2 separate regions of the Homo sapiens genome follow, and region 1 is linked to region 2. A link is a loop called in an ENCODE intact Hi-C map of the cell type or tissue named here. Cell type or tissue: lower leg skin. All regions are shown on one strand. Links, peaks and the distances in the headings refer to the core of each region. The heading gives the core; the rest is flanking DNA.

Region 1 (16,399 bases), core at 7,018-12,017, 85 kb after region 2:
GTTCAATTATTTAAGTTTTTATAGATTTTGAATATTAGACCTTTGTCAAATGCAGTTTGTGAGTTTTTTTATCCCATTCTGTAGGTTCTCTGTTTATTGTTGATAGTTTATTTTGCTGTGCAGCAGCTCTTTAGTTAAGGTATTATTGATGAATAAAAATTGTATGTTTGTGGTATACAACACAATGTTTTGAAACATGCATACATTGTGAAATGGCTAAATTGAGCTAATTATCATATGTGTGACCTCACATACTTATTATTTTCATCCTCCTAACTGAAATTTTGTATCCATTGACCAACATCTCCCCAACTCTATGCCCAGCCTCTAGTAAGCACTGTTCTGCTCTCTGCTTCCATGAGTTTAAGATTTTTAGATTCCACATATCAGTGAGATCAGGTGGAGCGTGTCCTTCTGTACCTGGCTTATTTCACTTGCCATAATGACCTCTAGGTTCAGGATTTCCTTTTGATAAGGCTGACTAGTATTCCATTGTGTATATATACTACATTTTCTTATCCATTCGTCTGTCGATGAACACTTAGGTTGATTCCAAATCTTGGCTACTGTGACTGTGCTGCAGTGGACATGGGAGCGCAGCTCTTTAGCATACTGGTTTCTTTTCCTGTGGATGTATATCCAGTAGTGGGATTGCCAGAAATCATATGGTAGTTCTACTTGTCAAGTTTTGAGACACCTCTATACTGTTTTCTACAATGGCTGTGGCCTATTTGCTTTGAATTTGTAAATTCTGGTTCTGATGTCAGCTTTGCTACTTTTCTGGCTAGTTCACCTATTTTTTCTGACTCTGATTTTTCTCACCTGTATGATCAGATGATTAAGATGATGATTAACTGTCCACCTTCATAGTTTTAATAAAGATAAAATGAAAAAAATGTCCTGTAGTCTCCATGCTACCTGAAGCCAATAGTGATAAACTTAGGGTAGAGTGGGTCTCTTGGAAAGGGGGACACATGAGGGCCTTGGCCCTGTCCTTTGCATCAGGGCCCAGTCAGAACCACCAAGCACACTTGGGAAAGGCCTCAGATTCCCCAGGTCCTGACTGAGCAGACCACTCAGCTGTTTGTCCTCAGGCTGCTCCACACCATGGCAGCTGCTGTTAACAGAATGCATGCTCTGCAGTTGTATGGGACATACAAAGTTCCCACACACCAACCCTGTTATACAGCCCACAGTTTCCTCCATTGGAGTCAATGTTGGTTGAGGCCGTTGGGTCTCAGCTGGGTTTGCACATTGGAATCATAGGGAACATCTAAAGAATACAGAACAAAGGTGCCACCCCCAGAGATTCTAACATCATTGTCCAGGAGGGGCCCTGGGAATTTATATATTTTTAAAAGAACTCTAGGGACTCTAATGTATAGACAGAATTAGACCTGCTGAGTTAGTATGTAGGGTTCCTCAGCCTGAGCACTATTTTGGGCTGGATGAGTCTTTGCTGTGGGGGGTCTCTCCTGTGCATGGTAGGAGGTTGAGCAGATCCCTGATCTCTGTTCACTAGATGGTCAGGGGCAATGCCCCAGCTGTGACCACTGACAGTGTCTCCCTAGGAGGGAAAATTGCCCTGGTTGAGAACCACTGAGTTTAACAATAAAGGATGGAGGAAAGAGGCTATACTGACTCCTGAAACTCAAGGTATAGTCCCCAGACCAGCACCACTGGGGAGGTTGTTAGAACAGAAGAATGCCCCCCCACTTTGGAATCCTCATTTTATCAAGATCCCCTGTGATGTGTGTGCAAAGCTTGAGAAGGACTGCCAGGTCACAGGCATTTTTTTCTTCCTGGAAATACTTATTTACAGGGTTAGTTTATTAAAAGAGCAATTGACCATCTGAATCTTAAAAAATATGAGACCAGAGTCATAGAATGTCAAGGTGAAAAGGACCCTGGAAAGGTCACTTCAATCTCCTGACAGGAAGATGGAGATGGTGGTTTGGCTCACAGAAGCAGAGCTTGCTCAGGCCAAGTGACTGGCAGGGCAGGCAGGTGAGAAGATGAAGGTGTTCCCGAGGTGGGCCTTGTTGGGTAGAATGGGTGGAGGTAAGGAGGGCAGAATGAAAGGAAACCTTAATGATGTCCTAATCAGGGAGTGGGGTGAGTGAGCTGGCTGCTGTTACTGAGAAAATGCACTTCTCAAGTACTTTGCCCTTCTAGACACCTCCCAAATGGCATTCCTGCCAGACCCTTGCTTCCTGGTATATGAACAAGGGTTGCCTCTTGGTGGGGCAAGGGCTGCCACAGAAGCGTGAGTGAGAAGGGGACCCAGAAGCGAGTCCCAGCCTGCAGGGCACAGCCTGTCACCACACCCACCGCAGGGCTGGTGGGGCAGAGGGCAGGCCTGCCTGTTGGCATGCTACTCTGGCTTTTGAAAGGCCAGTTCCTGGAGTTTCCTCCAACCTCCCCCAAATGTTTGTGCAGATGATGGCTGCTGGGCTGTCACTACCAAGGTTAGCCTCCAAGATGGGAAAAGTCACAAAAGAGCAGGCTGTGAGGGACGCTGTGGAAAGGGACCATAATAATGGGTGGGATGGGATGGGATGTTGGCCATGGGGGTATTTCTCTAAATTAGCACCCCCCCTCCCATCACTCTCCTCTTTCTCTGCCTTTTTTCCCTCCTCCATAGCACCTATGGCACCTGGCATTATTTTAGACATTCACTTGTTAACCTGTTTATTACCTGGAGTGTGACCCCCCTTCTCTGCTAGACTCATGTTCCATGAGGACAGGGCCTTTGCTTCCCAACTGAATCCCCAGGGCCGAGGACAGGGTTTGGAGTACACTGGCACCCCACAAATATTTGGGGACTAACAGAATAAACGAGTGAGCAAATAGGTAAAGAACCAGGTTTATTTTAATGACGATGGGAGGAACCACCTCTTCCTTCTTCCTCTCCCTCTGACAACTTGAGTCACTGCATTTTTACAAAGCTACTTGTGGTTTCCCTAGTAAAGAACCAAGAGGAATACCTCAATTTTCCTACACCTGGGAGGCAGTTCTATTGATTGGATTCATTCTCTTCTCTTTCAAAGACATTAAAACTGTCTGTATTAATACCTCTGATTTCTTCTAAGAGTTCAGCTTACCAAATGCTTTCATTTCTTCCTTCAACGATATATTCAGTGAAAGAATATTTGTTGAGTACCTGATATCTGCCAGGCAATGTGCTACATGCTGGGACAGGAAGGTAAGCAAAACTATTATCTGAGCCATGCACACCTGGGCTATCTTGGTAAGGTGGGTGTTAGTATTCCCATCTTACAGGGAAGGAATTGTCAGAGTGGCCCCCTCCTGTATCTGGTAGATGGCTGCTCCACAGAAGCCTTAGGAAGAGCAAGCCTGGGACTCACCACTGGAGCTGGTTTCAGAAAATGAGAGAAACAAATGCCTTCTGATAACTGAAGGAAGGCTGCACATGTTAGGAATCAGGAGAGGAGTCACCTGAGGCCACCTGTGCACAGGGGGAGGGGACAAATGGAGACATGCTCTTCCTCCTCCTGGAGCTCTTTCCTGCTAAGTGCAGGTGGAAGGGTGGAGAGTGGGAGTGCAGGGGAGGGGCTGGAAGGCACAGGAGGATTGATGGGGAGGATAGCAGCAGCTCTGCAAGAATGAAATCAGTGTGTCTTTGCTGAGTGCATGGTATAGAAATGGATCTTCACACACATGCATGCCCAAACACACACACACACACAAGCACATTTCACATTTTTACTGTATGGGGACTGAAAATGTTTTAATGAGACTGTAGAAAGCACAGAGCAAAACATACAGGCAATCATTCATTCATTCGATTTGGATTTGGAAGAGTCACTGAGTATCTTTCAGGAGCCAGGCATGGTGCAGGACCCTGGTGGAACAGTGTTCAACGGCAGGTTCAGATATAGGCCAAACTAATCAATATCATTAGGGTGGGGATTTTTATCCCACCTCAGGAGGACCAGGAGGGCTTCCAGGGGGAGGTGAGGCCTGGCTGGGGCCTGAAGGATGAGCGGCAGTAACCAGGGAGAGAGTTTAGTGAAGGTGGGGCTAGGGGAGGAATTGTAACCTAGATCTTGGTAAGGGTAGCCATGGACCAGCAGCATTGCCCCAGAACTCGTCAGGAAGGCCCACCCCAGACCTACAGAATCAGAATATGCATTTTAAGAAAATCCCCATGTGACTCACATACACATTCAACTCTGAGAAGCCCTGACCTAGATAATTCTGTGCAAGGAAAATCTAGTGAGACTTGAAGGCAAGAGAGAGTTCAGGGCCAATAGAGGAAAGTGCCCATGAGCAAGAACAAAGAGAGAAGTTGTAGACCATTGTTCTAGCCCCTTCTCTCCCTCCTACGTCAACAAGACTGCGATTTAAGTTTCCTGACTTTCACTCATTTCAGTATTTTATCGTCTTTTTCCTCCGTTTATTGATGCCCTAAGTTTTGAGTGAATGAAAATGAAATCCATAAACAAGGCATTGATTTAGTGATTCATAGGAGAGAATGTGGCTCTTGTTTCAGCGGGTAGTTTAGTGTTCAGGGCCAAGGATGCAAATTTCTATTTGAATGTTTCCTCCTTACCTACACACAGGTCAGCTGACCAATGAAAGAAGGGATGCCCTTAATGCATAAAAGTTCACAGAAGGAAGATGGTAACTCAAACTTGAATCATATAAAACATGGGCCAAGGAAATGAAGCGACAGTGCACAAGGTTGGTGAATACAGAATAAAGAAATAATCTTACAACTGAAATAAGTATATGCCTCTGAAATTCCCAAGGATTTAATAAGTAATAAGATTCGTACAAGTCAGTTGACCAATTTGGACATCCTGACTGGAAAGGCACCCAGCAAAGCACTGAGCGATAGAGCCTCTGTTTTCTATAACACATGATACTGTCTGTTCTAGCTACCCAGTGAGGTTGCTGAAAGGATTAAAGGGAAAAGCAAAAGTGCAAGGACAAGTATGGAGATAACACAGGAGCATGCCCTGACCTGACACTGCTCAATCAAAACATTAAGTGGTATTGCAATGGTTGCTGTGAAGTAGTGTGTCCGGAATTGGTTCCTTCCTGTGGGTTCTTGGTCTTGCTAACTTCAAGAATGAATCTGTGACCCTCGCAGTGAGTGTTACAGTTCTTAAAGATGGTGTGTCCGGAGTTTGTTCCTTCAGATGTTCAGATATGTCTGGAGTTTCTTCCTTCCTGTGGGTTCGTGGTCTCGCTGGCTTCAGGAGTGTAGCTGCAGACCTTCACTGTGAGTGTTACACCTCATAAAGGTGGTGCAGACCCAAAGAGTGAGCAGCAGCAAGATTTATTGCAAAGAGTGAAACAACAAAACTTCCACAGACTGGAAGAGGACCCCAGCTGGTTGCCGCTGCTGGCTGGGGTGGCAGGCTTTCATTCCCTTATTTGGCCCCACCCACATCCTGCAAATTGGTCCATTTTACAGCGAGCTGATTGGTCCATTTTACAGCGAACTGATTGGTCCATTTTACAGAGTACTGATTGGTCCGTTTTTACGGAATACTGATTAGCTAGACACAGAGCGCTGATTGGTGCATTTACAATCCTTTAGCTAGACAGAAAAGTTCTCCAAGTTCCCTTCTCCAAGTTCCCTACATGACCCAGAAGCCCAGCTGGCTTCATCTCTCAGTAGGAGGTGGGACTTGACTCTGTAGAGCTTGGACACCAAACCAAGATGAAGGACTAGATTAAGGACTAGCTGAAACAGGAAAGAGGCAAAAGCCCCTCTCCGTAAGACCTGCCCACCAGTGCCATGTCAGTTTACCATTGCCAGGGAAACACCTGAATGTTGCCGCCCCTTTCCATGGCCATGACCCAATGACCAGGAAGTTACCACACTATTTTTAGAAATTTTTGCATAATCCACATTTTAATTTGCATATAATTAAAAGTGGGTATAAACGTGACCACAGAACTGCCTCTGGGCTGCTACTCTAGGCACACTGCCTACAGGGTAGCCCTGCTCTGCAAACAGCAGTACCTCTGCTGCTGCTGTGCACACAGCCACTTCAATAAAAGCTGCTGCCTAACACCATCAGCTCACCCTTGAGTTCTTTGCTGGGCGAAGCCAAGAACCCTCCTGGGCTAAGCCCCAATTTTAGGGCTCGCCTGCTGTGTATCAGCCATGCGGAATCTGGGGTTTCTACTCTTTAACAACTCTAAGTTGAGACATCATCATTTTCCTAGCATGGCTTAACACTCGTTCTGTCTGAAAAGGGGCATCAGACTGAATCACCTCCCTCCATTCCTCATGTGTTCAAGCCATGTCTGTTGAGCATCTATTAAGTTCTAGGCAGGGAAGATTTGGCCGCCCATGGCAGCTGGCATGGCCAGGATTTGTGCTGGTTGCTCAGAGTCTGTTGTGTGGCCAGTGCTGACAGAATTTGATGGTCATTCTTGACTCTAGGTTCAATGCTAGAATTCAGAGTCCCTAGAGACTGGAGTGCAGCAGGTGTGTGGCGGGAGAGGTAGATTCGAGTCAGACTGGGGCTGGCCTTGACTGGTTGAATTTGCATTTTCTCCTGTAGGCTGCAGGGAGCCATGGGAAGTGTTTAGGCTGGTACTGGCACAATCCATGGAGAAGTGGTATCAAGGTGGGAGAGGATAAAGGCTGGGAGATAAATAAGAAAATAACTAACTCAAGATCAGAAGACAGATCATTAGAACAATCCCAGTGAAGGTGCAAAGATTGGAGCTGTTTAGGGGGCAGAACCAAAAGGATTCATGACCAGTCAGGTATGGGGAGTGAAGGGAACGGAGGAGGCAGGAATGACTCAGGCTTCCATCCCAGGCTATGGGGGCCGGGGCACCATCCACCAAGACAGGGAGTGGAACAGGAACGAGATCAAATGTGGGGCCAGGAAGATGATAATAGGCTGATTTATATTTTGATTGGAAAAATGATATATTTTTAGGAAATACAGACTTTTTCCAAGAATATTTTAGATTACTTGTAATTTTGTTAACCTCACTTCTTTGACTTGTTGGTACATTTATTTCTGGTCTTTGGTCTTTTTTCTTTTCTCTGTGTGTGTGTGTGTGTGGGAAGTGTGCATTCAAAATTGTGCATCACACTGCATAGACAGTTTATATTTTTTCTTTTAATAATAATATTATTTCCTGACCTTAAAATGGTTAAAGTCTATTTTTAATGGCTACTGAATAATCCACCCTATGGGTGTGTAACAATTACTCGATTTCTTTACTGTTGGACACTTAGATCACCTCAATTTTTTTCCACCTTGAATAACACAGCTGCGAGCATTTCTGTAATAAATCATTATCCAAGTTTCAATAAAAAGTTAAAAACATTTAAATAACCAAACTAAAACATTCCTGTAGAAAAAAACCTTAAAATGATACAAAAAACATACAATGAGTACTGAAGGGCAAAATATATCCAATAAAAACTTCCAGTGTAAACATCACATATAAGTTAGCAACTGCTCCCTTCTCCTGGAAATCCCAGAAGAACAACAAGAAAAATGAAACAAAACAAAACGAACCACAGATCCCCAAAGGCTGCATTTCCAGTGAAACTCGGGGGCAGAGGGAGGCGCAGAGGGCAAAGAATGTGCAGGAGCTGCAACCCTGGGGCGGGGCGGAGAGCGTGGGGAGGGGACGAGGGGACGAGGAGACGGGGGTGCTAGTGGTCAGAGGGTTCGGCAGCGCCCAGCCTCAGAAGGCACCAAAAACATTCCCTAGTGAGGAGCTCAGCACGAAACGTCAAAGCCGTATCCCTCCTTCTCACAGTGGGAATGGAAAAGCAGGCAAGCGGGGCTGCAGGGCAGTGGGGTTCATGGACACTGAGTCAGAAGAGTTAGGCTCTGCAACCGTACACGCACATGCTCCGGTTCCCAGAAGACAGACTGTCTCCCTGGCCGCAGAGACACGGGGACTATTGGAAGACACGCCTGGAAGGTTGGGTGGAAACTGGAAGGCCGCCCACACCCTCTGCGCTTGTGGAGCCTCCTGTGAATAGCTGGTCCATCATTCCATGGTGAAAGAGGGAATTAATAGGAAAAGAAATAAAGGGATGGGTACTTCCTAGGATGCCACTGCAAACAACCACAGAGCGAGGTCTGGAGACTTCATTCCAGTCAAGGAGTAATTCACACCAAAGGCATTAAATGTTTCAAAGCGAAGCACTTTGCCTTATTTTTTAAAGGAGAGATTCCTAGGTCTATAACACATAATACGTACGGACAAAGCAATACAGCAGCAATGTTTATAACACAGAGATTAGCTGAGTGCAACAGAAACAGATAAAAACACATTGGTAGTAGGCGTCAGTTCTCTCAGTCCAGGACAGATCACATTAAAGAGTAAAGATATGGCAAAGCTACACAGCATAATAGAATAGCATCAATGGATATAGTTCAAATTATCTACCACGAAGGAAAGAATGCACCTTCTTTTCAAGCACCCATAGAACATGCAAACTGGTCTGTGCTGAGCCATAAAGAAAATCTCAAGTTCCACATCCTGGACCTGTTTCCCCAACCCCGGGCCGTGGACTGGTACCGGTCTGTGGTCTATTAGGAACCAGGCTGCACAGAAGGAGGTGAGCAGCCTAGTTCCTAACAGCAGGAGGTGAGCGAGGGAACATTACCGCCTGAGCTCCGCCTCCTGCCAGATCAGCGGAGGCGGCATTAGATTCTCATAGGAGAGCAATCCTGTTGTGAACCGCGCAGGCGAGGGATCTAGATTACAGGCTCCTTATGAGTATCTTAACTAATGCCTGATGATCGGAGGTGGAACAGTTTCTTCTCAAAACTATCCCCCACCTCCCACCCGTGGAAAAACTGTCTTCCACTAAACCGGTCCCCGGTGCCAAAAAGGTTGGAGACCACTGTTATAGACCACACTTATAATCACAGGGCAACTCGAGTGGAAATTACCAGAAAACAAAAAGCACCTTCCACTAAAAAATTTCAAAAATGTCTCTTAAACTCCTCTTTGGTGAAAGAGAAAATAAACAGAAGAAATGTAGACTTTTTAGAAAATAAAGACATATCAGAATATTTGAAAAACAATTACATCAGTGCGTAGAGGAATATTTATTGCCATAAATGCTTATGCCAGTGTAACAGAATGAAAACAAGTGAATTATCAATCAAAACTAAACAAGGCAAAAGTAATAAAAACAAAAACAAAGTAATAAGAGCATTAAATAGTAGAACTAATGAATTAAACCTTTAGGAAAAAAATTCTTAATAAAATAGATAAGTCATGAGCTAAGAATTTGAGAGAGAGAGAGAGTGTGTGTGTGCATAAAAACATACAATATAGGAAATCAGGGAAAACAACTATAAAAGCAGGAGAAATTTAAAAAATCATAACACTGTTCTGCTTAATTTGGAAACTTAGATGAATAATTTTATAAGAAAATATAATTTATCAAAACTGATACAGTAGAGATAAAAAATCTGAACAGATTATTTCCGTAGAAGACAGAGAAACTCATCAAGGCACTGCCTCTCAAAATAACACCAGGACCAGAGAGTGTCTGAAGGGAATTCTACCACATTTTTAAAGAGTACATAATGCCATATCTAGAGCCTAGAAAAAAGGAAAAACATCCAAATTATTTCTATGAAGCAAACAGTGACACTTGACATACAACACTGACAGAAAAAGAAAACTACAGACCAACTAAATTTGCAATTACAGTTAGAAAAATGCTAAATAAAGCATAATCTTAAGCACATTAAAAGATATCATGACCAAACAGAAGTTATTCTAGAAATGCACATGATTCAATATTAGGATGTCTAGTAATATAATTCAACATGTTCTTAAATCTATTCAATAAATCAGATGTCTTCCATAGATGATGAAAGACATCTAATAAAATTGTAAAACTTTTAATAAAATTCTCAATCAAATAGAAATAAATGGCTATTTCCTCAACATAATAAGTTATATATCTCTCAGCCACTAGTACCAGTTTAAAAAGCTAGGAACAAAATTTTTAAAATGCCCATTACTATTAAACACTATGCTACAGGTACCGGACAATGTAATTAGATAGGAGAAAGAAAACAGAGGTCTAAAATTAGAAAGAATGAAGAAATACTATGGGTATTTGCATATGATACAATTGTATACCTGGACACTCCAAAATACCTGAAAAATCTCAAACAAAATAATTTACTATGAAACACAGTAAGAATTAATACATAGAAATCACCAGTTTTCGTATTCACAAACAACAACCAGTTAGGAGATTTAGTGGAAGAAAAGGCCTCATTTGCATTAACAACCAAAAAGATCAATACCTACAAATACATTTAATAAGAAATTGGCAAGATAGCAATCAAGGAAACTTTAAAATGCTCTTAAGGAACAAAAAGGGAAAAACTAACAAATGGAAACACACTTCCCCTTCTTAGACAGGATAATTCAACATCAGAAAGGTGTCAAGTCTCCCTAAGTTAAATTATAAACGTATGTGATCCCAATAAAATTACAATAAATATTTGTTAGGGGAGTGTATAACAGCTGATTTAAATGCTCATATGAAAAAATAAAAATATCCATGGAAATTTTGAAATAGAAGGGTAATGTGAATGAAGCAGCCATGATGGCTAGTATTAATTTTTAAACTATAATACAGCCTAGTGCTGGCAAGTGCTTGGACAGACAAGAGGAAGAGAAGTGTAAGTGGAAAAATAAAGTCAAAAAAGAAGCCCAAACACACACAACGATTAAGTGTGTGATAAAGTTTCATGTCAAACCAATGGAAAGGATGAATTATTTAAAGAATAATGTTGGAACAACAGGGCAAACCATTCAACAACTGGGTAAAATCATACCTCACATCTTGCCTGAGCATACATTCCAAACAGATTAAAGTGTTAAAAATCAAATCATAAATATTCTAAAAGAAAACAGGAAAGGGTTTCTTTAGAAACTTGGAGTTGGGAAGCCCTTTCCAGTGGACCCAAATCCATTATCCTTATTAAAACATGTTTAGCATATTTGAATGTATATATGTATGCACTTTTTTTCAAAGGCCAAAACAAAAAACCAAACACAGGCAAAGTCAAAAGATACAACAAACTGGAAAAAGAATTTGCAAATTTTAATCTATTTTTTTTTAAATTAACCATCACATGCAGTGCGTCTGTGACAAACACTATACCAAGTACTTTACAAAATTAGCTCAGCTAATTAGTATACCAACACTGTGATGTAGTACTACTGCTCGTCCCATATCGCAGCTGAGAAATTGAAGCAGAAAGAGGTTAAGTAATTTGCTAAGGTCACACAGCTAGTATGTGCCTAATAGGTAAAGAGGCCCCCCATTCATGACAACAGGACATCCCACATCCTTGAGAATTAAGGTATCAAGAAATAGGCATGGAGCTACATAAAATAAACTCTACCGAGGGACATATAATGACTTAAACATGGAAGTATACCTTTCTTTTGAATTAGAAGGCTCAGTATTGTGAAGAAGTAAATTTTCTCTAAATTCATTTATAAATTTAGTGAAACTCCAAAACAAATCTCAAAAGGAGAATTTAAAGAAAGTTGTTCAGTATTTCTAAAGGATATCTAGATGAACACATTTGTGATAATATCACGTAAGATGATTAACTGGGGGAGACTGGCCAGCTACACATTAAAGATCACATTAATAAACAATAGTAACAAAAACTGCAGGCACAGATGCAAAAACAGACACATAGATGGGATCAGGAGAGTCTGGCAATGGGCCCAATCTATGTAGGAATTTAGAAAATGCTCAGATTGCCAATTACTAAATCAATGGAATCAAGGCTATTGGCTGACCAGATAACAAACAGAGCATGAATATACAATTTGGAAATATGCAAGCAACCATCAAGGCAAACAGAAGATTTGGTGGAGGAGGAACTACCACTACACAGTAGGACCTTGAGGTGGGGAGAAGTGAGGCAGTAGACACCTCGTGATAAGCTTCTTGAAACTATTTAATGTTTAATAATGACTAACTGTATGCATTAGTTAGGGTTCTCCAGAGAAACAGAAACAGAACATATATAAGATGAAACAGAATATCTATCTATCATTTATTTATCTATCTATCTATCTATCTATCTATCTATATCATTCTCTAGAGAGATTGACTAAAAAGAATTGGCTTACATGATTATGGAGGCTAAGAAATCCAAAGATCTGCAGTTTGTAAGCTGGAGACCCAGGAGAACAAATGGTGTAAGTTACAGTCCAAAAGCTGGCAGGCTACAGACCCAAGAAGAGCTGGAGTTTCAGTCTGAGTCTGAAGGTAGAAGGCTCATGTCCCAGGTGAAAGCAATCAAGCAGGAGGAGTTTGGGCTTGTAAAATGATCAGGTGTTTTAAATTCTATTTAGGCTTTCAAGTGATTGGATGAGGCCCACCTGCCTTAAGGCAATCTTCTTTACTCATTCTACCAGTTTAAATGTTAATCTCATCCAAAAATACCCTCACAGACACACTGCTATGAGCTGAATTGTGTGCCCCCAAAAATCCTAGCCCTCACCCCAATGTCACTGCATAAGAGATAGGGCATTTAGGAAGTAATTAAGGTTAAATGAGGTCATAAGGATGAGATCCTAATCCAATATGATTGGCAACCCTATGAGAAAAGAAAGAGCAACAGAGAGATCTCCATGTTCACACACCAAGGAAAGGCTATGTGGGGACACAGGAAGAAGGCAGCTGCCTGCAAGCCTGGAAGAGATCCCTCACCAGGAGCCTACTGAATCTTGATGTTGGACTTTCCAGCCTCAAGGACATTAGAGAAAATAAAATTCTGTTTTTTTAAGCCACCCAGCCTATAGCATTTGTTATGGTGGCCTGAGTTAATATACACATCTAGAATAATAATTGACCAAATATCCTGGCACCCTATGCCTCATTCAAGTTGACACATAAAATAAACCATTACAACGTATTACTTGAATACAAAATAAAATTAATTTAAACATCCTTAAGCCATCTCCTTTATGTATGAGTCCTAATTTGAGGGTAATAGATTAGTGTGAATTTCATGTACTTACTACACTCTTAAATTCTATACTCTCACATCCATATATGATATTTCCCTTTAAAAATCAATGAAATATTGGCATATTCAGCAAATTGCTTTTTTTGCTCTATACCCTATCCCATTTTGTCCATATTTCTATCTCTTTAGGAGAGATTTCTAAAGAAAGTATTGATGTAAAGATGACTTGGCTATTTTTTAGGGCTCTTTGAAATGATTGTTTTGATTTACACTTTCCATCAGCAAAGCAGAAGATGGGTGACCTCTTGGACATCTATTAATAATTAAAAGCTTTGTTCATTCTATCTGTAATTACTTACATATTATGCATACATTAATAAGATTGAACACTTCTCAGTTTCTCGGCCATTTGTATTCCCACTTTGGCCAGCTGTTGGTTGACAGCCCTTGCATGTTTTTCTACTGGACTCTAACACTCTTCTATTCTTGGTGTTTGAAGGGTATCTGGGATTTGTTTTAATGAGGTGTAATAAGGCACACAGACACACAAAAGACTGTCATAAAGAAAGAAGCTCTTTGTATTCATAGATGCCTAAAAACAGAAGGCACAGCTGCCACTGAGGGCCACGCAGCAAAGCACAGGGGTAGTCAGGAGGCCGAAGGATGGGGCAAGACGGAACAGGAGGCTTTACTGTGGTTTCTGTAGGAAAGAAGGGAAGAGGCAGGGTAAGCAGGCTTAGCTTTGGCTAGTTAGAATAATTTCAGTGGCTTTGGGCAGGGAAATTGTGCCTAGTTGTCTGGTACCTGGCTCTGGGGTGATGAGGGCAGGTGGATATGGCCTGAGTGTGAGAGCTCCAGAGAGGAGGTGGATGGGTGTGCGCTCTGGATCGGGGGTTTCCATCTAAAAGGCAGGCTGCCAGGGGAGTCGTTGACTTTCTCTTAGAATTAGCCAACCCTGAGAGAGGCAGTCCTTTCAGGGTCAACAGGGCTCCAGCTATCACAGCATCAAATACAGAAAATAATACACTTGGCTTATTTCGTACAATCTGTGTATGCTGAAGACAGTAGGTCTTTTTGTTTTTACATTTTTTACTGAGATGACTCTTAAGCCTTTGGCCTGTGGCATCTCATCCTGTGGGGTGAGATTCTCCCCTCCCTGGACCTCCTGATTTCCCTGAGCCTGTCCTTGGGAGCAGCTCCGTCTTCAGACCTTGGGTTTTAAAATGTTTTTAGTACCACGTGCACCTCGTTGTGGGTTGTTCTGAGAATGAAATGGCAGGATGCGTGGCCAGAATTTGCTGTTCGATAAATGTCAGCTTCTGCCCTTATATTTGTTACAAATATTTTCCCCAATATTTTTTCCTCGTAGCATTTTGATTTTAGCATATGTAATTTTAAATCTTTAACCTTAAAAAGGCAATGGCATAATGATTGAGCTTGTGCCTGGTAACCAGACACACTGGTGTTTTGAATCTGGCTGTCATTTCCAGAAGAACCTGGAGACTTTATAGCACCTCTGTGCCTCAGTTTCCTTCCCAGTGATGGCCAAGCAGACACGTCCAGAAGGAACTTGGAGATACAAGTCTAAAAACCCAGGTAGAGGCCAGGGCTGGAAATGTGTATTTGGCGGTTGCCTCTAAGATTGAGTACCCCTCTAGCTGGCCTATTTTTCAGATTCTATAAAGCACAGAATGAAAAAGCTCTGGGATGTAGTCTACTTACATACCCATACTTGATAAAAAGCTGCTTTGTGAAAGCTACACGGAATGGGGAAAGAGGCACAAACGTTATGTATACCACAACGCTTTACAACACCACCACCTAGTGACAGACTCGTGAAAATCCCATCCGTTATGTCCCCTCCAGCTTAGGGATGGCGAAATAGGATAAATCATCTCCTTCTTACTAGAAAGCAGATACTCTACTCTGTTTCTCCAGTAACTATCACTTTACCTCCTAATGGTTGGAGATTCCTTCTTTTCTCCTCATTTGGATATTGTCAGACAAAAAGTGTCTAGTCATTGAAAGCAGCGTATATTTAAAGGATTGGCATAGCAGCTAGATCATGGCTCATGGATGATCTTCATTTCATTCACTAAGAGCTTCTGCTGTGCCCATATTGGTGCACACCCTTCTCTAGAGACTGACCACTAGACTGGATTCTTCTGGCACAAGTGATGCATTAGGCTCTGAGAGTGTGGTTCAGGATGGCGGATGGACCAGAGTGTAGTGCAGAGAAAGAGCTGGGCTGTTGGAGGGGAACAGAGCTGGGTTCCTCTCCACTTTTTAGCTGTGTTTTTCTGGGCAGGTGACTCAGAGATGGTTTCTCGTCTGTGAAATGGTAGAATGCCATCTCCCTGCAGGGTGATCATGGGAGTGACCGCACAGGCATTGCCAACCTGGTCACCCTCAGTCCCCAGGACCAAGCTAAGCCATCTGTCCCATCCTTAAGACCGCTGAAATGTGCTTACTGAGTTTCTTCTCTGCAGGTGTTTTCTTTCCACCTGTAGGGTTTCCAGACTCTAAAGCACTTTACCCTCCCCACCTTCAGCATGTTTTGCATCTTAATGATTGAGCCTGAACCCTCCCTTCCACTCCATTTTATCCTTGACATTTTCCAGGAACCCACAATGAAGGAGTGGACGTAATGGACCGCCAGACATGTGACCCAAGAGAAGTATTTACAAAACATTCCAAAAGCAACAGGTTGGGAGTATTATTTATTCAAATAAACAAAAATGTTTTATTTCCCTTTCAATGGTATATATCTTAAATTGCTGGAACATACAAGTATAAAAATAAGATTATTTTAGAAAACTCCAGTTTTGAAGGGCACGACAATAGTTCAGACATTTGTCAGTAGCTATGAAGCCACTTTTAACATGGAATGAATATCCCTTTACTCCAACTCTTGGTCTTATTACATTTTTAAATCAAATCAGCGTGCTGGAAATAGAGAAAAATTCCCAAAGGGAAATATAAAATAATTTTAAGCATTTTCAGAAATACAAGTTACACTTAAGAAACTTGTATTAAAGGATGTTAATCTGAGATAAACAGAAAACAAACGTTTTGCAAAGCACTACTTTTTGCATCTGTTTGAGGATACACAGTTTGCAGCTCTCCTGCCAGAAGCAAAATACTGACTCTAGCACAGCAGAAAAGGCATCAACTTTAAGAAAAAAATGAGTGGTCGCTTTCAATGACTGAACATAACATATTAAACTTTAAGAATTTTTAACAATGCAAATTAACAGCAATAGTAGAAAATACATCATTTTAGATTACAAAAATTCAGCTTTTATTAGCACATGACAAATCTCATTCATTCGCTGCCCTCTCATATGTGCTGAGTAACTGCTACACAGAATTTCAAACCTCACTGATATAAATGTGAGAGA
Region 2 (5,829 bases), core at 793-5,792:
GCAGGGCCCCTGTCTGCAGGAGGGGCTCTTGGCAGCCACAGAGCACAAGTGGATTTCTACCGGCCCGGGCTTGGGGAACGGGGGGCAGTGGACTCCACATTCCCAGTAGAGTCTCAATGTTCCTTTGCTACTTGTAGTTGTTGTTGTTGTTGTTGAGACAGGGTCTCACTCTGTCACCCAGTGGGGGAGTGTAGTGGTGCAATCAGGACTCACTGCAGCCTCAACCTCCCTGGACTCAAGCAGTCCCCCTGCCTCAGCTTACCGAGTAGTTGGGACTAGAGGCATGCACCACCATGCCCAGCTAGTTTTTTTTGTGTGTGTGTATTTTTTATAGAGATGGGTTTTTTGCCATGTTGCTCAGGCTGGTCTCAAACTCCTGAGCTCAAGCAATCCGTCCGCCTCAGCATCCCAAAGTGCTGGGAATACAGTCGTGAGCCACCACACCCAGTCTCCTTTGTCACTTCTGATGGTCTGTGTCATCTATGGCATCAGGTCTCTGTGGCTCAGCACCAGGCAGGAGAACCATTAGGTGTGCAGAGATGACAGGCAGCACCTCCTGGGCCTGCTGGAAGCCAGACCTGGCCTCACACCCGGGCTTGGCCAGGCACCAGGGGAGTGTGGGAGAAGCAGGTGTTGGGCCCCAGTTCTCAGGCTGTGGCCTGCACTCAGATGAGGGCAGCACCATGCTGAGACATACATTTAAGCTTCACAACAAGCCTATGCATTTGGCCCTTATCTGGATTTTCAGGGTCAAGAAACTGACATCCGGGAGGGCCAATGACGCCTAAGCCAGGACTCAGAGCTGGGCCTGTGCTCCGGGCAGGAGCCCCCCACACTCTGGATCACACTGTATCCCCCTTTCCTCTAGTAGTAATGTGGATCTAGGAGGCTGAATGGTGTCCCCACAGTCCCCCCAAAATTTATGTTCACCTGGAACCTGGGAACATGACTTTTTTTTTGGAAAAAGACTCTTTGCAGATATAATTAAGGTGAAGATTTTGAGATGAGATCATCCTGGATTTAGAATGGGCCCTAAATCTCATCACAGGTGTCCTTATCAGAGACAGGCAGAGGGAGATTTGGGACCTGGAGACACACAGGGAGAAGGGCCTGTGAAGACAGAGGCAGAGACTGCAGTGCTGCAGCCCAGGCCAGGGAATGCCAAGGCCTCTGCCACAGCCACCAGGAGCTGGGAGGAGAGCACAGATTCCCCCTGGGGCCTCCAGAAGGAACCAGCTCTGCCGACACCTTGATCTGGGACTTCCAGCCTCCAGGGCTGTGAGAGAACCAATGTGTGTTGTCTAAGCCACCCAGTCTGTGGTCTTTTGCCATGGCAGCCTGAGCAGACTCATACAAGGGTACGACTCTGAATGTGCCAGGCACTTTCCACCACGTGGTTATTGTGGTGATCAAGTCAGACCAAGCCCTCACTCCTGGCACACCATCCTAGCAGGGAAATGCCAAAACAAATATACCAACCAACCAGGCTCCAGGTGACAAGGGAGTGTCTGGAGAAAGACAGGTGGTGGGCTTGAGATTCTGGGGTGAGGGTAACTTGGGTGCCCACTGGAGGGTGTGCCTGGGAATGGGCAGAGGAGCAAGGCTTGGAGGAAGTGGGGACCAGCCTCTCCCGCAGAGGAAATGCATGTGCAAAGGTCCTGAGGTCGGAATGAGCTCAGGGAATAGGAAGATGGTCAGTGTGACTGGTGAAAAAGAGGGAGGAAAAAGGCTTGCAAGATGTGGGCAGAGGTCTTGCATTGTGTGTGGGTGTGAGGGAGGCCTTTGGAGGGTTCTGAGCTGGAGAGTGGTGTGATGGGCACCCTTGAAGATAAGGAGACCAGGTACAATAAAGGACACAGCCATGGACCAGGAAGGGCATGAAGAAGAGGTAAGGTTTACACACAGCCAGAGTGCTGGGGCTTTGGGACAGTTGGGCCAGGCCACAGGACTCAGGCTCTGTACAACTGAATCTCATGCGTCCAGAGTTTCTCCCTCGAGCAACCTGCCACATCTGCTACCTGCGACACCTGCCGGCTTTCAGCATGGCAGCCTGGAGAAGTGGGAAGCTAGCCCCTGGGGCAACCTCCCATCCTGAGGTGGGACAACTGGGGACAACTTCCTCCTTCTCCCACCTCTCAGATGGACATGCTTCCATGTGGCTCGTTAGAAGGTCCACGTAGGATGGAGCCCAGTCATCCTCATGGGGTCTGCTGTCGGGGCCTTCCCCGTCCCTGCTCACCAGCCCAGACCCTACTCCTGCCGCCCGGGATCCCAAAGCCATGCACAAGCCTCTGTGGAGGCTCCACTCGGCGAGGGGCAGGGCAGGACTAGGCCAAGGCAGAGTGTCCTCCAGAGGCAGGTGGCAGCACCATCTCCCTAAGATGAGGCCCACAGTCCGGGTTTAGGATAAAGAATTAGAAAGTAGGGTTGGGGCCGTCCAGCACAAGGGCTGTGCATGGGACCCGGGGACCCAGAGCATGTGCTGAAATCTCTCTGGGTGTCAGTTTTCACATCTAGAAAATGGGGCTGACCGTTCCTCCTGAGGATGTGGGAGGGTTCCGTACTATTACTTACATCTTATAAGCACTTGTGGCTCAAAGACTGAGTGCTGGTACCAACACTGTCATGTGTGGCTGTCATGTGTGGCGCTGGTCTCTGTGGAGGGGACACTAGGCTTCTCACCATCCCCTTTCTTGGGAGGGCAGGGCTGCTGCGCCTGCTCAGGCTGAGAGCAGGGACTGCGCTGTGCAGGAGGCGGTGCTCAGTGAGTGTGTGGAGCCTGTCCCAGGGCTGGTTCCCGCCTGCTGTTTAGGAGGGGGGTGCAGTACAGCCATCGAGGCCCGGCTGGGAGGACACCTGCCTGTCTCTGTCTGGCTTTTTTTTTTTTTTTTTTTTTAAGTTTGAGAGTCTGGGAAAGCAAGGCCTGCTTGAGGTTTGGTGCCTAGCTCTCTTTCTGTCTTTGAAGTCCTCCCTTCTCCTGGGGGGCTCCAAAAGACAAACCCAGGGGCAACACCCTTTTGGAAACAATGGCAAAGAGGGTGGTGAGAGCCGACTGGATTCTGGATGCTTTGAAGTCATGGTCAACAAGTCAGCTAATGGCTGGCTGTGGGGCTGAAGGGCAGAGGGGAGTTGGGGAGAGCAGGAAGATCTGTGGACAGAGCAGCTGGAGGGGGAGCCACACAACTCCAAAGGGCCTCGGGCTGGAGACTGCCTGCAGCCTGGAGGGCCCTGGCAGGGGTGGGCTTCCAGGACACCTCATCCTAATGACCGCTCCCACCCCTGCTCTCCAGTGCCTACTCCCAACAAGGCACAGAGAGGGTGTGGCTCACCCAAAGTCACATCATGCATTGGTGACAGCCGGGGCTCCTGGGCCTGGCAGACACCCCCCTTGCCACACCCAATTTATCTGCCTCAGCTCCATGGCTCCCCTGGTTGGGTTCCTTGCTCTCTCTGAGCTGCAGTTCCTGAGTCAATGTGAGTCTTCATCCACTCTGTAAACATTCATTGAGTGCCTGCTGTGTGCCAGGCTCTGGACACCCAGCCGGGAGACACTGCCACCTTTTTTGGTGCTAAGGATCTGATGGGGGAGGCAACAGTCAAAAGCTGCATTCCCACCATCTGCACGATATCTTTCCTGATGGATTCTGCCTGTTTCCTGTCTCCCCAGCTGCAATAAGGCCCCAGGGGGGCAGGGATTTTTACCTGTTTTTTTTCACAGCTGTACCTGCAGCCCAAAGTACCTGGCATACAGTAGGAGCTTAATAAAGGCTGTGGAGGAAAAAACAATAAAAATGGCGAAAGCATTTCCTGCGTAGGAAACTGCCATGCACCCATCAAAATGTTCTATCTCTTCATGTGAGCTATTTCCCAGTGGCTAAGCTGTAGTCCTGACTTCAAGTCACATTATTTTAAGAGATAAAACAGTAAGCATTTATACCAAGAATAGATAAGATGGGCATTTGGAGCTGCTTATGATTTGGGGATGCTACGGAAGCACAGAGGATTTATGATATCTGTGATTGTTCACATCAAAAATGAGTAAGGGATCAGTAACTTATTAGAAGCTACCCAATATCCAAAGGAGGTATGAGATACTAAAGTAGAAGCTTTTAGTTGAGAAGCCATGCCAGAAGTCAAGGGCGATGTCCTTACTGACTTCATGTTAAAAAAAAATAGCTTTAAATACTATATTAAGAGTTCTAAAATAGTAACTGACATCTATCCACCAAACTTTCAGAAAGAAAATTGGATCCATTTATAATTGACTCATAATAATCGATGCAAACTTCTGACAAGTAATATTGGCAATCTCAAAAATAGTTTCTTAATAAAGATGGAATCTGGTCATCTCAGAACACCTGTCCTTGAGTGCCATGAGCCTTCCTAGCTAAATTACTCCATAATTGTTTGCATCATGGAAAAGGTAAATTAAGTTTTACATGCAATGCATATTGGTCAGGAAATTTTCTGGAATTGGCCCAGGAAGTGGTAGAGTCCTATCTCATCTGCAACCAATATAACCCAGGCAAGACTGTAAAGGTGAGACAGGATTCAGAGCCATGGGTTCATGATAGCAAGTCTACCTCTTGCTAGACTTTCTATTCTCAGCATGGACAATACCTATCTTCCTATCAAAAGATTATAGACTTACTGTCCTGGAGGGTCCTTCTTCTAACACAGACACTTCACTGTCTGAATCACCCTCGGTGTTCGCAAAATACAAAATCAATCACACACTGAAGCTGAAATTCCCTAACTATAAAAAACCCTCCATCTCTCTGGGCTTTGAGTTTTGCCACCAGCTTTATTGGCCGTGCGGTCTTGGCCTCTATCTGTAAGCAGAAGATGTGGCTCACCCAAAGTCACATCATGCACTGGTGACAGCCGGGGCTCCTGGGCCTGGCAGACACCCCGCTTGCCACACCCAATTTATCTGCCTCAGCTCCTTAAGGAGCTGCTTAAGGAGTAAGCAGAAGATTACTCCTTAACTCCTAGGTCGAGGATATAATAGGCTATTGGCGTGACCGTCTCTGAGTGCTCACTTAGTCCAGCACCCCATGAGATCATAACCAGATGCTGTACATGACCAGGAGTAACTCCAGCAAGGCCTGGCTCTGCTCCATTTCATGTACGCAGTTAAGCATTGTCAAGGATTAGCCTCACACACCAAGTCTCGTGCCCAAAGGAAATGCCAGCCAGAGGAAATGCCGGCCAGACTTTTCTGACCTCCAGCCTGGTGTGGGTCCGCTGGAAGAGACCTCAAGGCAAAAACTTTTCAGACCTCTTTGGAAGGAGCCATTTCAGGTCCTCCTAGCAAATGCCAGGGCAGTCAAGATCCAAGGTGTTGACCCAAGTACTCAAGAGTCAGTAGAAACAGGCAACAAACCCAGACCAATGGATCAGCTCAAATGACCTCAAACCAACACTAACCACAAAAGCCTCCAGATGCAAAAACTAAGAGCTATGGACCAAGCAGTCGGCTTTGGGAGTGGACAGCTTCACTCGAGATGACGAGACCAGATAATGATTGAACTTCTTGTGACTCCCACCACAGTGGATTTCTTTGTGTGTATTTTTAAACATTATACTCATGGCTATTCTCTCTTTTTCAGGATCAGATTTCAATCCTGCAACCACGTTTTCTAATTTACTTGTTTTTGTCTTCTTCCTCCCTCCTTCAGACCAAAACACATTTTCTCCTAGCCCACCCTAAGAATGACTCAGCAGTCCATTTGGAAATCTTGCCTCTTGCTGGATCTGCCACCCATTTCCAACTCCAGGAACCACACAAATCGTGAGCATTCCCCTACTGAATTCCACGCCATACAT

Evidence for each region. Peaks named below come from ENCODE experiments on the same cell type or tissue, not always from the same donor. Only the 100,000 strongest peaks of a DNase experiment are listed, where the experiment ranks them.
Region 1: a loop joins it to region 2, with 14 times the contacts of the local background. A loop is called at or near these places in 21 of 110 quality-filtered maps.

Annotation. Positions count from the first base shown.
Region 1 is chr21:41,281,837-41,298,235 of GRCh38, reverse strand. BACE2 (beta-secretase 2) reads right to left here. Exons shown (of 9, transcript NM_012105.5): 9 at 15,706-16,399. Among named protein-coding and RNA genes, the nearest start is that of FAM3B, 27 kb to the left of the region's middle. RefSeq lists an enhancer at 7,799-8,299. In lower leg skin, for the core only: no CTCF peak of the experiment used is centred there; no DNase peak of the experiment used is centred there.
Region 2 is chr21:41,370,873-41,376,701 of GRCh38, reverse strand. The region is part of intron 1 of MX2 (MX dynamin like GTPase 2); the gene reads right to left. Among named protein-coding and RNA genes, the nearest start is that of MX2, 12 kb to the right of the region's middle. RefSeq lists cis regulatory regions at 2,051, 2,061, 3,215 and enhancers at 1,971-2,115, 1,989-2,133, 3,143-3,287. In lower leg skin, for the core only: no CTCF peak of the experiment used is centred there; DNase peaks (open chromatin) are centred at 3,391, 4,902 and 5,161.